2 separate regions of the Homo sapiens genome follow, and region 1 is linked to region 2. A link is a contact called in ENCODE Hi-C or POLR2A ChIA-PET data. All regions are on one chromosome and are shown on one strand. The core of a region is the stretch at or near the end of the contact, and the rest is flanking DNA. Distances in the headings are between cores, read along the strand shown.

Region 1 (2,700 bases), core at 58-2,557, 120 kb before region 2:
TCTGAGAAGACCACTTGGTTCTGGGAAAGATGCCTGTCCAAAACTGGGCCAAGCAAGAATTGCACAATTCAGTGTACTTGGAGGAGAACTCAGCACAAGACTGGCAGCTACTGTAAATTTAGGAAAACAGAGTAACACTCCAGAAGCCAAGTAGCTAAAAGGAGAGCATAAAAGGAAATCTTTACTATGTTTGATTTAAAAAGCAACAAAACCTGTTATGAATTACTGAAGACACAATCCCAAACAAAATCTTTGAGTCCTACGAAAGGTCATCAGTGTTACGCTTAGGCAGCTGGCCTATTATGTGGAGAGCTTCTAGCATCTCAACAGCATTAAAGTAACAATTGGAACTGAATTAAACAGCATCTTAGAAGTCTGGTGAAAATGTCTGTGACTGATCCCAGGAACTCTGTGCTGCTTAAAATGAGAGTGAAGATTAGCTTTGTAAAAACAAGTTTATAATGAAATTATCCCAATTGATACGGATACCTGATCAGTATGTGGCCAAATTACACTAGGGAATATGAGGAATGCAGTTTATTAAAGTGAAAGGAACCCTGATTGAGCCATCAGAAAACTATTTACAAAATAAACTCAGCTCGCCTCTAAACGAGCCTCTTTTATCTCTTTCATTTCCTCCTTTTAAGATGTGGTATGGCAGGTGCTCTGAATTTCTTGGAACAGAGATACCAAACAGCTAAAGTGGAGTACAGGAAAGGACAGACAGCAGAGAATTCTGAGAATAACTCACAACCCATTTTTAAGAGAATGCATATTTGAATGGGTCTTATCTTATCTCTAATAAAGTTTCCTATGAAATAAGATGCTTGAAAGTACTTTCTTAATCAAGTCCCCATCATGTAAACTACATGCTGAGAAACAAAGGTTTATTAGCATTTAACAGGCCAATAATATGCCAAAGACCATGGATTAAAGCATGAACAATAAGAGTTATGTGTATTTAGTAATTTAGGAAATTGCTTTGAGGTCAAACCTGACTCTGTAGCTTTAACATCAACGCCACAGAGCACCCCCAGTTGTTCCCCATTCTTTAGCTGCTACGACTATCACCTGCCCAGTGGCGGTATAACAGGACTCTGTGCAGAAGTCTGACTGGGTGAAGGCTTTCCTCTTCCTAGATACTGCTTTACTGTGACTGTTCTTTCCCAATAGGAAAATCAAAGAGCAAGCTAGAAGCAGGCTGTGGTTATCCTGAATCACAGCCGAGATTGCTAAGTGAGCATCTAGCCTCTGTGAAAACCCAGCTGTGAGGGACCAGACACAGACATCTCTGGGGAGTTCTGCTCCTCAAGTGTGTGTAGGGGCGGGAAATGTTTACTAATACCACACGGTAGCTCAGCTCCAAGTAGCTCCATGTCTCCAAGACAGAGGACGCACAGCACTTCTGGCCAACAGCCCTAGCCTGACCTGCTGCCTGAATAAATTGGCCTAAAGTGAGCCTCCTACACAGAACGCTCTGGCACAAGACTCTCCCAAGAGGCCACACATCTTAGCCAGAATCCAGTCAACATTTTCCTAGTGGGGAACAAAGTGAGATGGGTCAGGAGGTAAAAAGAAAGTTAGAGAAAAGCTACATTTTCCACTGCAGGACAAAGAACACCATACTTTGGGAAATTGAACAATAATCTTTACTATTATCTTTCCTCTCAACAAAGTCAAAAGAACCTAGGAAAAAAAAAAAAACAGCACTGCCCTCCCACACCCCACAAAGTGACTCCTCAATAAGTTTCCTACTACAGGTGCAAATCCTAGACTCCATCTCCATCCTATGGGAGTTGCTTTCATATTTTAAATGACAGCGAGAGGATAGCAGAGATTTTTTCCTTCTATTTGTTTACCCCATTGCCTGATCTGTGGTTGATTCATTAAATATTCCAAATTCTCAGAGACATCGAATCCAGTAATTGTTGGTCATGCCTTAACTCTAGCACTGGTCAAGTAGTCCCTTCTAAAGAGATGCATTTTACAAAGTCTAGGAAGTTAGGCTGGGGTGCGGTAGTTCATTCCTGGAATCCCGAGGCAGGCAGAATCCCAAGGTGGGCGGATCCCTTGAGCCCAGGAGTTTGACTACCCTGGGCAACATGACAAAACTCTGTTTCTACCAAAAAAAAAAAAAAAATTAGCTGAGTATGGTGGCGAGTATCTGTAGTCCCAGCTATTTTGGGGAGGGGGTCGGGGGGTGGGGGTGCTAAGCTGGGAAGATCACCTGAGCCCCAGAAGGTCGAGGCTATAGTGAGCCATAATCATGCCACTGCACTCCAGCCTGGGTGTCAGGGTGAGACTCTATACCAAAAGCAAAACAAAACAAATTCCAGGAAATATAAATATATATATATATATATATATATATACACACACACGCACACTAGATAGATAGATAGATCTCAGAAAATATTTTGATTCTTAGAAGCTTAACACAGAAATCTGAAGAGGGGTAAAAGTTTAGTTATTTGAAGTGCTTATTTAAAATTTTTTACCCAGAAAGTCAGTTTTTGGGCAGAAAGGAGGGAAAGAAAGGCTAGAAAATATCAATGGTGCAAATAATATTTACATTCACATACTGAATCTCTACATTTTAAGATCACAAGCTTTAATAGCTGGTAATAACATTACTGTCCTCATAGGGTTATGATGAAGATTAAAAGAGATAATGCACATTAAGTACTTAATAAAGGATTT
Region 2 (2,700 bases), core at 91-2,590:
TGGCTGAAGCATCAGTTCCACAGAAAATGATTTATCACTTCACTATCAGCTTCATTTCTGATAAAACAACACTATGTTGCTCAAGGAGGAAACTTCTTATGTCCAGAACTAGCAAAAGGCAACAAAAAGACTGTCATTTCTCTAACATTGTCAATACCATAGATATATGCATACACTTTAAAAATAAAACATTCATAATAGATAATTTCTCAGTCTTTTACCAGACAGGCGCCCTGTGTGTGTGCGTGTGTGTGCGTGTGTGTGCACACACATTGTAGTGTGTTAACTATGTGTAATTCATAATAATTAGTCAAGTTTTCTTTTCTCTTTGACCACATGTATATGTGTGTGTATTTATGTATATGTATATATGTATGTATATATATATACACATACCTGCATCTCCTGATGCATATCTGCATCTCCTGATGCATCTCCTGATGCAGACCTCCTGATGTCTGCATCTGCACACATCTGTGTGTGTGTGCGTGCACACACATTGTAGTGTGTTAACTATGTGTAATTCATAATAATTAGTCAAGTTTTCTCTTTGACCACATGTATAAGTGTGTGTATTTATGTATATGTATATATATATACACATACCTGCATCTCCCTACATACAAGTTATTTTTCTCTTTCTCTTCCTTCCTTTTCTCCATCTCTTTCCAAAAAATTTTGAGAAGCCGCCCTAAAAGTCTGGCTTCCAGGTGTAAATAATCTCCCCGAGGACTCAAAACTTAATGATAGTAACTGCAATTATGCATCAAACTAAGAAAAAAATGTGTAATAAAGAAATAATCAAAGGAAATAATTAAAGAGAATTAATTACGTATGACTGGGGAAGAGTGGGAGGTGGCCTAAGTCTAAGTAAAGTCCTTACTTTCCCCAGTTAGGAATTGTGAACACAGAGCGTATACCTTATGTAACTAAACATCTGAAAATATATGAAATCCCTTATTGCATGAAACCCCATAATCTCCTTCTACTATTTTCTTCCCCCTCAGTGAATAGTCAGGGAAGAGTAGTAAGGGCTGGAAAAAAACAGAATCAAGTAATCCATGATTGCCTATAAGTCAACCCTCAAAAGTATGCTTGTATACCTGGACAACAAGGATGGTGACATCACAAAAATTAATAAAGTCACCATTCTCATTATAAAAGACAATCACATTTCAGAGTAAGAAGCAAAGTTAACAGGGCATCACGGTACAAAGCTCCTCACTTGTTGGTAACCCACTAAGAGAAAAACACTTTAAAGAAGCGCATAGAGTTGATCAACCTAAGTGGATGTGAGTCACTGTTTCCCAGTCATCTTGACTTTAACCTATGACTCATCAAGCTCCATACTGTCCTGTCTTCCTTCAAGTGCTTTGTGAATCAACACAGTTGTTTTTTCTTTTTTTCATTCTCCCCACTAACACCACATTCCAAGAACTCATTACTCCATACTTGGATTGCTATGATAGATTCTCCACTAGTTTTCCTGGCTCTGCTTTTCTCTTTTAATCAATTATAGATACTACCTAAATATGGTTTAATTCTTCCTGAAACTTTGAATTATTATTTGTGACTTTTCTAATATTTTATTTTTAACAGCTTTATTCACGATAAAAGTCAAGGCCAGGCACGGTGGCTCATGCCTGTAATCCCGGCACTTTGGGAGGTTGCGGTGGGAGGATCACTTGAAGCCAGGAGTTTGAGACCAGCCTAGACAACATAGTAAGGCCTGGTGCCTACAAAAAAAAAAAAGAAAAAAAAAAAAAGCCAGAAAAAAAATAGCCAGGCATGGTGGTGGCCTCTTGCATTTCTAGCTACTCAGGAGGCTGAAGCAGCGAACCCAGGGGTTTGAGGTCACAGTGAACTCTGTTAGCATCACTGCACTCCAGCCTGAGTGACAGAGCAAAACTGTTAAGGAAGGAAGGAAGGAAGGAAGGAAGGAAGGAAGGAAGGAAGGAAGGAAGGAAGGAAGGAAGGAAGGAAGGAATCAAAATCCACAATCTGTCAAAATCTAAGAAGGAAGGAAGGAAGGAAGAAAGGAAGGAAGGAAGGAAGGAAGGAAGGAAGGAAGGAAGGAATCAAAATCCACAATCTGTCAAAATCTAAGAAGGAAGGAAGGAAGGAAGGAAGGAAGGAAGGAAGGAAGGAAGGAAGGAAGGAAGGAAGGAAAGGAAGGGAGGGAGGGAGAAAGAAAGAAAGAAAGAAAGAAAGAAAGAAAGAGAGAGAGAGAGAGAGAGAAAGAAAGAAAGAAAGAAAGAAAGAAAGAAAGAAAGAAAGAAAGAAAGAAAGAAAGAAAGGAAAAGAAAAGAAAGAAAGGGACAAAGAAAAGAAAGATCAAAACCCACAACCTGTCAAAATCTCCAATCTCGCTGGGTTTCTCCAGCCTAAGGGGGTGGTCCCCACCATTCCTCTGGCACTCCATCTTCACTCCTGGGTTGTACCCAGACTTGTGACATACGTCTGCATAATAGGTTATATTTCTTCTCGTCGCCTTTCCAAACTCTGACTATCCTACTATTTTCAAAAATCCTTGTAGCTCACGTAGAAGTTTCCATTTTCAGAATCATATATCTCCGGGCAAGGTGTTGTATTTGAACGCTGAGGTTAAGACAAGATTATTAATGACCATAATGACCATAGTGTTCAGAAAGCTCTTTCCTAAACATTTGAGACTGTAAATAGGTTTCAGATGATGGGCAG

What was found. Hi-C counts contacts between places; a loop is a spot of excess contacts on that map. ChIA-PET counts read pairs that join two places held with the same protein, here RNA polymerase II (POLR2A). Pooled maps may share reads with other maps.
Region 1: a pooled map shows a loop between it and region 2 (5-fold over the local background). The contact joins two enhancer-like sites. A Hi-C loop is called at or near these places in 5 of 50 pooled maps. POLR2A ChIA-PET finds 5 or more read pairs at or near these places in 3 of 52 experiments (BJ, activated CD4-positive, alpha-beta memory T cell and naive thymus-derived CD4-positive, alpha-beta T cell).

Annotation. Positions count from the first base shown.
Region 1 is chr7:115,007,303-115,010,002 of GRCh38, reverse strand. All of the region lies in intron 4 of MDFIC (MyoD family inhibitor domain containing), which reads right to left. Among named protein-coding and RNA genes, the nearest start is that of LINC01393, 70 kb to the left of the region's middle. Within about 2 kb of position 1,307, at least 20 of the 41 ENCODE cell types and tissues checked have a DNase peak (open chromatin) inside an H3K27ac peak, as active enhancers do.
Region 2 is chr7:114,888,456-114,891,155 of GRCh38, reverse strand. No RefSeq gene overlaps it. Among named protein-coding and RNA genes, the nearest start is that of MDFIC, 32 kb to the left of the region's middle. Within about 2 kb of position 1,340, at least 2 of the 41 ENCODE cell types and tissues checked have a DNase peak (open chromatin) inside an H3K27ac peak, as active enhancers do.